Linked DNA regions of Homo sapiens: region 1 is linked to region 2. The links are chromatin loops, found by intact Hi-C in ENCODE. Cell type or tissue: prostate gland. All regions are shown on one strand. Each heading gives the region's core, and the rest is flanking DNA. Links, peaks and the distances in the headings are about the cores only. Region 1 overlaps LINC01798 (long intergenic non-protein coding RNA 1798). Region 2 overlaps MEIS1 (Meis homeobox 1).

Region 1 (5,380 bases), core at 180-5,179, 250 kb after region 2:
TATTAAAAACCTTTAAATGGCTTTGTAATATCAGCTACATCTAGCTATTATAATAATTAATGGTACTGTTTTATAAATCAATACATGTATTCTTGATAAATTCATATCCAGTTAATGGTGTAATTTAAATAAAAAATTAATGTAATAAAGGACATACAGAAGCGGGCAGGAAATCTTTAAAGGTTAAGAGCCAAATTTGTCTAAATTCATTTTTAACCTGTTTTGGAAAAGTTTATATTTAAAATCAGCTGAGACTTACCTTGTTTCTGTAAAACTAATCTTGCCATTTCTGGTGGTATCTAGTATTAAATTTGTAAGGTGTTTTCTGACGTTGTTTTAATTACGTAGTTACAATACTGTGGAATATTTTACTGTCGTTGCACTATTTTGTGACTATTGCATATTCTTTAGTAAAATAGAACAAAACAAACTAAAAACATCACACCAGCAATTTATTTTTAATACACAAATGCATGTAAATGATTTATTTTTTGAAAATCTCCAAAACTATACACACATTTTATTTAAGGGGAAAAATGACTGACTAGTTCAATAAATTTGCATGTGGAAGAGCCGAGCATTTTCACTGCTTCCGCTGAGTGAACATTCCAAGAATTTTAGAAAGAAAAGAAAAATGCATGAAAGAGTCTGAAATGTATTTTAACGCTGCACCCGGGTACAGGAACATTCTACCAAAAGATGAGTGTATTACAGTTCTAATGTAAAGAATACATACCAAAGACATATTTAAAAAATAACAAGATTTAGAAAAACAACTGAAGGTTGTATGTTATCAAATACAATATCAAATCTTTCCAAATAAAATTTCATTTGGTTCATAAGAGTACGCGTTTTACAAAAAATATCTTTCAAAATTATGCAGACCAGTCTGCCCTGCCATCCTCCTTGACATGATGCAGAAATGTTCCTTTAATCCACTGAGCTTTTTCTGACATTTTTCTTAACATTGCTGAGCCTTATTTAGAGCACCAAAGGAGGCGTGTGCAGTTTTCTTTGACACTGATGGGTATTTCAAAATGTTACAGAGAGAGGGGGGAAAAAAAAGAAAGAAAAGATTTGCTGCCAGTCACTTCATCAATAGAGCTACAGAAGCAATTACTATTTGTTAAAAGTTTACATTTCAAATGAAGCTAAATTTTAAAGAAGTCTCATCCTTTTAGAAGGACTGGTGCTTGGAAGAGAGAGGAAGAGAATGCACATTAGTGATTACATGTTAAAGTGCACTCAAGTACTGGAACCATTTAAAATGTATTGTGTTTTTAGTTGAAACCTGCAGCAAAACCACTCCTAAGAGGCTTAATTTAGGTTTTATAGGAGGAACATAAAAAAGACCAGGTTACAGCAACATGCTGAAATATGGGGTACATTTTAAATATCTTCATTTAAAAACGTATGTTTATTTCCCCTCCTGGGATCACTAACGTGTGTCTCCACAGAGAAAGCAAGGACATGCATTCTTAAAAATTATCTGTTAAAGGGATCACATTCCAAGACAGGTTTGAGCATTTTTATTACTACAGATAACCTCTTAATTGTGTCACTGCCTTCCACTTGTTAATCAGGGACATTCAACATAGTTAACCATGCAGTGGTTGTCTTTAGAAGAATACATTATCATTAAGGATTAGAAACACATTTTATTCCTATAATCATATTGCATGTATGGTTTTAGCACTGCTAAAACCCTATTTACCTGCTTTAAATACATAACACCTAAGAAAGGATTGAGATGCCTATAACAATGTTGTTCACTACTTCAAACTATGCAGTCCATGAAAAGCTTTAAGAGACAGATAATTTTACTTTTCTTGTCCCCCTCCTCCACCTCCCCCATGTCCCACGCAATTCCTATTTGAATTGATTTTAGGTTTCTTGTGTAGCCACCAGCATCTGAGATACTCAGGTACTCTTTCAGAGACCAAGGTGTAAGTGTGAAGTAAATAAAATCATGTTTCACTGTTGCTTTATCAACCCTCCTAGGTAGTTTTTCTGCCAGCCAACCTGCGCTGTTAAGACCCATAAAATTATGCAATAGTGACTTCTTTGGAGGTTCTCTAATCAGATAATGGCTGGTGTTGGGAGGCAAGGGCCCAAGGCAATGTTGCTGGTACTTAACACTGTGGTTGGTCATTACTTGTCTAGTAGAGACCAATAAACAGCTGATTACTGTCCTATATGGAGCCAATATTTTACATTTATCCTAGTTATTTTTTCCTTTTCTTTTTAAGTTCTTATAACAGGAAGTATTTGTCAAGAAGATATATGAGTAATAGCCTCCCAGGCACCTTAAAAATAAGAATTTTCCTACCATGAAATGATGCCTTTTGTGGAAAGGTGGGAATGATTCTGGTTTTTACAAGAGCAAAGGTTTGATTCGTTTCAAGCCCACTTCTTTCAGACAGGGACACTCCACGACACCATCCCTGCTGCTCCTTGTCCCTTTCCCCCTCTATGACAGGTTCACAGGCTGCAACCAAGGGATTTTAAAATGCAAAGGTTTACATTCATATTTGCACTCTGGCAATAACAGGCCCATTTTGCTTCCTCTGTAAGCCTGTGATAATTGATGCTTCATACCTGGAACTATGTTTCATTTATCTCTTTACTCATGAAGATAGTATATAAATAAAAGGTAATGTATGGAAAGGAACCAACCATCTGAAATAATAGTCCTAAATCCAACTAGATAATCTTTTAAAGCTGTAAGAGTCAGAGATGGAGATTTCTAAACTTTCAAAGAAAACTTGATTGCAAATGAGAAACCTGTGCATTTTTGAATGCTTATTGAATTTGAATGTCTGTGTGGGCCAAAAAGAATCAGAGGGACAAATGGAAGGCAGGAAAGAAAAGGTGTAAATTTTAGATGTGTTTTAAATTAATGTATTTAATGACATATTAGACTCATTACAATTTTATTGACTTTCCCTTTACATTTGAATGTAATTTTTTACTAGCCGATGCAAGCTGCAAAATGGCGAGTCTTCTAAGGTGCCTTTCCTTCCCTGGGATCCTCATCTTAGAATGAGCAGAGGCACATCGATAAGAACTGGACCTTGATTTCACAACCTCATACAAAGCCAGGCAATTCTTGAGCCAAACAAAGGGGGTGTAAGCTATTTCATTTATTTTGATAATCCTCCTCTTGCACGGGAGCATTTTGCTGTCTTTGTCAAAGTGAATGACAACAATTTGGCCAACTCTCTCTGAGCTGCACTCAACAGTGACAGGCAAATTATCAGAGGCCCTGCACTTCTTATTATCAGAGGAGAAGCCATCAGGGGGACGCATGGAGGATACCTCTCCCTTGTCACTATTTGTCAGTGGGACAAGGGCCACTGCTATGGGTAGCTGACAGGTAATTTCAACAATAACAATTACTCCTATTACTGGTGTCATAAACAATTCGCCCAAGGCATGACAATAGCAAAGCTTTATAATTCAATGCCATATAAATAAATGCCAGCAGGTAACAAGTAATTTAGCTCCAATCAAGCTTTCACCCCGGCATTAATATTGTTATTGCAAGAAAATGGAAAATTGAAAAAATTCAATATGTTAATGAATTAAGAGAGGTTCAAGGGCTAGACAAGACGAGTTGGAAAAAGGAAACAAAAATTATTGTGGTATCATATTTGGTGCCATCCTGGAGGCCAAACATCAGTATAATTACTTTAAGACAAGAAGGGGAACTGGAGTGCCTTAGATCTCAGAGCAGGGAAAAATGTGACATGAGCTTTCAAAAAATCCACCTAACTCCAATTTCTGAAGAATATAAGGAGAAATATGAGAGTGTATATATATAATGTAGCATTTCACTGGCTTTCTTTTTCTACCTGAAATATTTCATATGAAGCAGAAGCATGAGTATCAAAGAAACGTTTCCATCTGTTTAAGAAAATTGTATCAGCACCTGCTTCCTTTACATTAAGTCTCATAATGAAACTATTTTAATAATCCTTTTTTTTTTAATCTGGGGTGAAGGTAAAGCTGAAAGTCATCTTTGCTCTCCAGCTGTCCACCTTTTGGAAGTGGACTAGAGGATACAGTGTTATCTTCATACGTAAAACTTCCTGATCAAGCCAATTTGCAATTTTAGTATTTGTCCAGCAAGACAATGTGCCATCATGGTGACAGCAGTAAAAGAATTTGAAAATCTCTAATTAGGAGAGCTGCACACCAATTAACGCATGTCAAATTTCACTTCATCAAGTGCCACTCTAATTTTCCCTCTAAAAATTAATGGATTTTTTTTCTTTTGGTATGTGTGTGTGTCCCCTTAAGGCAATGTTGATTCAAATCTGCTCGAGATGCAGTGTTGCACAGCTAAGCATCTTCTTGATTACAATCCGCCACACTTCTAACTGCGCTCATTCGCACTGCCACGGATACTTTGTCAACAGTCAAATTACACCACGCTGATAACAATGCATAATGGTGTTCCTCCTCCAGTCCCCTGTCAGGAGAGGGGCTTCATAAAAATGTGATGTTTTCTTCTCAACTGTATCTAAAGGAAGTTTGTATGACCAGGTCCCCAGTCAGGTGTTGATTTTTAAAATTAGTTTGTTAATTTCAAAAAAAAAAAAAAAAAGAAGAAGAAGAAGAAGAAGCAAACTGATGGCATATAAAAAGTCCTCATTGAAAAAAAAATCAGCAAAGAATGAGGAATGGAGAATATCTATGGCCAAAGTTTTGCTTAAACACTTTGTTCTGAGACATTTTCAAGAGCACTATTCTTGGTTAAATACCAGATTTTTTTTTTCTTTACTTATGGTCTATAAACATTGGAAGCCTCTCTTGAACAGACTGTATTTAGATTGTGCTAGAAGTTTGTTTAACTGCCATATTTGCCAGAATCCTCAAAACATCACAGGACATAGAAGACAAATGACTTTGTGTGTTGCGGGGAGGGGGGTGGGGGGGAGTGCGTAAGGGGGTCAGGACTGTATATTCCAGATAAATGTTGATTCACTTTTAACTATTTTTTATCCTAGTTGCTTGTTGCAGATTGGTGTGTCTGAGGCATCAGCACGCGTGGTAATATTTCTCACTGAAAAATGAAAGAAAGAAATGTAGTGATTAGAAGATGATTTTACATTTAGTCTTTTTAGAGATTATTTAGATTTCTTATTTTTCAAAAACAATCAGAACCAGAACAAAAACAAGGAAATTAAACAAAATTTTAAATATATTCTCTCATAGATTCTTCAGGGAGTAGAGAACATTCACACGGGTTGACATCCCAGTTTTCTCAGCATGTAAGCATATTGTAATCCTATTTATTCACTAAAAATTTAAATTCATGAGATCTACACTTTATTTTCTTTAATCTGCAGGCCGAATACAGCTTCTTATTCACTGA
Region 2 (5,380 bases), core at 321-5,320:
TATGCCACCACAGTACAGGTTCTTTGGAGAATATATATGTGCATATATACACACGTATACATTTTTTTCTTAGACACATTAGAAAGGGATTTATGATAAAGTCACTGGATGAAATTAAATAGTTTACCTTAAATGTCACCTACGCAGGTCACCTCTCTAATGACCACAGCCCCAGGAGCAGATGAATTTAACACGGGTGTTGAATATGTTGTAGCCTGTGAATCATCTTGTCACTGTCAATTTTCTGGGATATCTCTATTTTGCAAGAAAAGAAAGTTATTCCTAATTCTGGATGCGTCTGGGGGTCTCTGGAGGACAATTGCCCTGTGTTTCCCCTATTTGGAAGTTTGGATCTCACAAGGGGGGTGGATTGCACTTGTCAATGTCATTTATGCACTCCTGATTATATTCCCATTTTTTTATTTCTGTCATAATGTAGGTACACGAATTATGTGACAATTTCTGCCACCGGTATATTAGCTGTTTGAAAGGGAAAATGCCTATCGATTTGGTGATAGACGATAGAGAAGGAGGATCAAAATCAGACAGTGAAGATATAACAAGATCAGCAAATCTAACTGACCAGGTATGCGCTTTTCAATTTCAACATCCCTGGGAAAAAAAAAAATCTGTATGCATATTGCTTGCTGGGTCACTACCACCTCCTTTTATTATTTGCATATGATTAAGTCCCTTTTAGATACATTTCCATCGAAATGAAAATTTTTGAATAATGTGGCTATTATTGCTTCATTAAGGCTGGCTCTGGGATTCGACCTGAAGAGATGAGCTTGTAAAAGCTTTGCTAGCAAACTTGACCTGTTTCTTGTCGCTTTTAATTTTTGTCTTTATTTTATTTACCCTCTATAATAATGGGAGTGTTAACTGCCAGTGACCGCCTCTGATTGTAGGGGCTTTGTTCCGGAGCATTTTTCCCCCTTCTATCTTCAAGAAAAGACAAGTGTAGGGTCTGCTTATTTCTTATTTTATTAGGAATAAATCCAAGATAGGTGGTCTAAGAAAGACAGCGAGAGTTTGAAATCTAGCAAATGCTGGCTATTTTCTCCCTGTCTGTACGGTTCATTAGCCTGTCTTGTCAGTTTTCCTCGGCCGAACGCTTCTAGACCTCACTGAACATTGCTTTGTGTGGTGTTCACTGCAAGCTCACCCATTTTATTGTACTTAATAGAAAAAATAAGACCAGGCCGAGGTTATAAAAACAGATAAATATGGACTTTTCTCCTCCTTCTTTCCACTCATCCTCCAGCTGGTATGTGCTCTGGGCCCTCTGGGTTGGCAGCTTGTGGACATATCAGCATCAGGGGCACCCCGGCGGCTCCCTGGGTAAGGAGTGTGGGGGACCTCGCACCGCCTTTGCTCTCAACTGAGGGCCTTGGCTTGCTGCACCCTCTCCTCTCCTGTCTTCCCTCCAGGCCCTTCTTCCGATGCGTTACTAAGTGGGGACGACTTTTATTTGGAATTGCTGTGGGGATTTCTCTCTCTCTGTCACCCCAACACCACCGTTTGCTCCCAGGGTGCCTCTCTCTCTCCTGTGGCTGTATCTCTGGATTGGTCCAAAGGAGTTGCAAAAATGCAATGAAAGTGAAAACGTGTAGAGTGAGTGAGATGAAACAGGGCTCAGAACAGTTCCGTTGCGAATTGTTGCAAGGCGTCTAGAGATTTGGGTAGCTGGCCTGCTCTGCACCCTCCCACCCTTCCCCCCTATATAAGTGAAGTCCCAGTGTTGTTTCTCTTTCTGACTCGGCACGTGAGTCCAGATTTGGGGGAAGAGATCAGCCTGCCTTTGTTAAGCCAAAGGCCAGCTACTCTGCAAGCTCTGCCATGATCTCTGTTGGCCAGTGGCTGTCTTGTACAGTCCTTGTCGAGCGCCTGACGCCTGGTTCTTAGTGTCATCTTATGGTTTTCTTCTCTCAACATCATCCTCTTAAAATACATTCTCAGCTTGATTTTCTCTGGGCAATCCCCGCGACATGGGCTGAATTCCTCTTTTGCCCATGGGGAGCGAGAAACAGGCAGAGCAGAGATTTAAAAGTGCCAATGCGCCGGGTCCGCACTGTGATCTGGAGAGTTGGAAACTTTCGGCAGTGTAGTCCATTGCACAGAACACGCAGCGTGCGCAATCCCAGTGCGGCCCCACAGAAGTGGGAAAACTGCAGGCGGCTCCCAGCCTTGGCCCCCGCGGGCGGCCCGGGCCTCACGTCTGGTTCAGCCCGCCAGCCCTGGCCCGGGAGCTGTTGAGTGCCGATTCTGCTGAGGAACCCTCGAGTAGCTGCTGTGGAATAAAAATTGCAATCCAACAAGCCTAACTGGAAAATGGGATTCTAAAAGCTCCGGAGTGCTGGGTACATAAAGCTATTTGAGCAAATTACAAGAATCGCTTAGGGGCATGAATGAAATCAACACTTTAATTGCCTCCAAAATGAAGATTTATACCCCATTTTCTCAAGGAATCATTATTTTATTAAAGTCAAAGATAAAAGACCAAAGTTATGGGAATTTTTTGGAGGGGGGAGAGAGAATACAAAAATTAATATAATATCATGGAGCTCCCCCCTTCTCCTTCCCTAAACTTTTGTTACCCAATTCCCTTCAGATATGCAAATATTGGTATGCAATTGTATCGGATAAAACTTCTCATTTTATTGTCTTCTACCTCTAAAATGAGAATCTGACTTCTGGTCCCCGCTGGTTAAGAGTGGGCTTCGAAGCTTTGGCTGAGCTCGTGGCGCTGTTGGCCTATGCGCCTGGGCTCGCTTGTGTGACCCCCTGGGGCTCACCCAAGTTTCAGCTGGTCGGAGGACAGCAAACCCAAGGTCCGGTTTGGAGAGGGGAGCGCAAAGCGCTGGACGCATGCGGTACAGTGCCACGGCCGCCGGTGGGCTCCACTGCCCTGGGGAGCTGAGGCGCGACGAATGAAGCACCAGGGCGCCTGGTGGGCGCCAGTTCTCCGGTCTGGAGCCTGCTGGCCTGTCCCTCCGGGGCGCTGAACCCCTAGTGCGGCGTCCTGGGGGCCGGGCAGGAAGGATGGCCTCTCCACCTGTCTGCGAATGCAGCCCAGCCAGTTTGAGCCTCCGCAGAGGGTGCGCTCCGGGACTGGGCGCTTCTCGTGCTGTGAGAACGCTGGGCCTTGTTAGCTCATTAACCCCTCTGTCTCTAGGGCCCGTTGGCGGCACGGTTTATTTTATTTTACCTGTTTTCCTCGGAGGGCGCGAAGACTGCCACCCGCGCGGGGACCTGGGATCGACGACTTTGATACTAGGCGGTATCCCGGAGGGCTAAGTCGGCGGAAATCCACTTGACCTTGTAGCGTTAGTCCTTTCTTTTCCTTTCCTTTCCTTTTTCTTTCTTCTCTCTTTCCTATTTATTTATTTATTTTAAAAATAGGATTAAGACACCAGTAGAAGCTGTAATCCCGTTCCTTCCCCCACTCCCAGTCTTCCGGGCCGCCTGGAGGTCCCTGCCGGAGAGAGCCACTTTGGCGGGCGCAAGCCTCCTGGGCGCCCTCTCCTGACCGCCGCGCTCTCGGCTCGGCTTGGCTGTTCCGGGCTCCCAGAGGCTAGGGGAAGCGAGGGGCGCCAGGGGCTTCCCGGCCTCAGCGTGGGGCGAGGTCCCGGCTGCGACCCCGGAGCAGAGGGAGAGGGGGGCCATGATGCTAGGCGTCGAGGCGAGGGTTGAGCCTGTTTGGCTTCAGAGAACGATGCGGGTTCGACCGGAAGCGGGGCGCGTGTTCTAGGGGCCCTTGGGTGGATTAGGGGGCGCCAAGAGGGGTTAGGCGAGGAGAGGCCTGGCCACCCAGTTGCTAGACTTTAGGCCGCACTCCAGGAAGGAGCAGTCGGCTTCCTTCCTAGGCCGCTTCTATTGCGCGCCACTCCTTGAATCTAAGCATTTTCCACTCCAAGAACGCGTTGGGAGAGAGGGGAGAGCGGAGCAGAGTCTCTAGGCCCCCAGGGCCGCCTCCCGGGGTGGCCACGCCTGCCGGTAGCGAGCCGAGATTAGCTAGGTCTGTGCTCGGGCCTCAGCGGTGGCCCTGGCTCTTCCCATAAGCAGCGGGAGGCAGAGAAATGGTCCCTTTGGATTACAGTTTTTATTCAACAGCAGCTCTCCGGGGGGTCCTCGTCTGAATCTGCATTTAGCAGCTCCTGGGCGAAGGCTGTCGGGCTGCACAGGACGCCCTGTTGCATGTTAATCCAGATTTGTCTCTGACGTCTGGGGAGAAGTAATATGGCTTGCAGTTATGGAACCAGAGAGCCACGCTCGCCAGGCAGGTTAAATGCCAAGTGCTGCCGAGCTCCCGGGGGACGGCCGCCGGGGCTGTGCAGCCCAGACTGGAGAGCGCAGGGCCGCCAGGCCTCTGGGATCTGGGGCAGGCCGGGCCCGGTGCGCTTTGGTTCCCAAGTGGTCCTGGGAACTCTGATGGCGATTGTTTTATTTCAAAAGTTCACAATGTTGTTTCTGAAGCAGAGTTTGGCTTAAAATCCTTTAAACTGAGGTAGAACTTTGACAGAAAACGCCCTCCTCCGAAGAAGCGGGGGAAATTCTTGCAAGGGAGATTTAAGCTTTCTCTTTAAGGGAGGTGTCACAGTCAGGGATGAGGCAGGGAGGGCAAGAAACAACCTAATGTCCTGCATGGATGGGATCTGCTGCTTTAGAAGCAAATAGATAGGGCCAGCGAATATTTACGAATACTAGAAATGTCCGCAATTCCTTGTCATCCAATAAGAAAAGTGGACACAAACAGCGGGAGGCAGAAAAATGGTCCCTTTGTCAGGTAGTTTGTTTTTAAATGCTTCCATTTGTATACATCTTATTTAAATTATAAATGCTTCGTAGGTTCCCACTTAATGCCTTAATCCTGAAACCTCTCAGTCCACAGGACTTGCAAGTGATAAAGTCTTAGCATCACCTAACTTTACATTTGATTGTGTTGTGGGTCATGTGATATAGTCTTAATTCCTTTTAAAATATATGTCAAATGGAAATTATGGCAAGATTCTCTTTAATGATTAAATAATAAGGTGTTGACTGCTTGTCACTACACTGGCTAATTGGGATGTTCATTCTAGGCCCTTTATTACATAGCACCCTTTGAATTAAAAGTTAGTTGTTTACTGGGTATATTTTTATTGTTACTTTCTGATTGGCTTTTAGTGTGTATTTATGTGTGAGTTTCAGAGTAGGGATGTATTGATTCTTAATAGGGACACTTTTAAAACATTCTAGAAAAAACAAGGGGAAAAAAGTACACCATAGATGCAGATAGGTTGAGATCACTTACATTGGTAAATGTCTCTAAGTCTAAACGCTAATACTACAAAAAATCCTTTGCGTAGCTTCCCTCTCTCTCTGTCTCCCTCTTTCT

What was found. Peaks named below come from ENCODE experiments on the same cell type or tissue, not always from the same donor. Only the 100,000 strongest peaks of a DNase experiment are listed, where the experiment ranks them.
Region 1: a loop joins it to region 2, with 7 times the contacts of the local background. A loop is called at or near these places in 24 of 110 quality-filtered maps.

The regions. Positions count from the first base shown.
Region 1 is chr2:66,692,228-66,697,607 of GRCh38, forward strand. It overlaps LINC01798 (long intergenic non-protein coding RNA 1798), which reads left to right. Exons shown (of 6, transcript NR_110156.1): 6 at 2,976-3,361. LINC01797 (long intergenic non-protein coding RNA 1797) reads right to left here. Exons shown (of 3, transcript NR_110265.1): 3 at 4,803-5,068. Among named protein-coding and RNA genes, the nearest start is that of LINC01797, 8.3 kb to the right of the region's middle. In prostate gland, for the core only: no CTCF peak of the experiment used is centred there; no DNase peak of the experiment used is centred there; H3K4me3 peaks cover 1,253 bases; H3K27ac peaks cover 4,508 bases.
Region 2 is chr2:66,442,463-66,447,842 of GRCh38, forward strand. It overlaps MEIS1 (Meis homeobox 1), which reads left to right. Exons shown (of 13, transcript NM_002398.3): 6 at 440-586. Among named protein-coding and RNA genes, the nearest start is that of MEIS1-AS2, 4.8 kb to the left of the region's middle. RefSeq lists enhancers at 1-1,620, 3,256-3,592 and a silencer at 1,195-1,489. In prostate gland, for the core only: a CTCF peak has its summit at 2,889; no DNase peak of the experiment used is centred there; H3K4me3 peaks cover 4,309 bases; H3K27ac peaks cover 4,929 bases; H3K27me3 peaks cover 872 bases.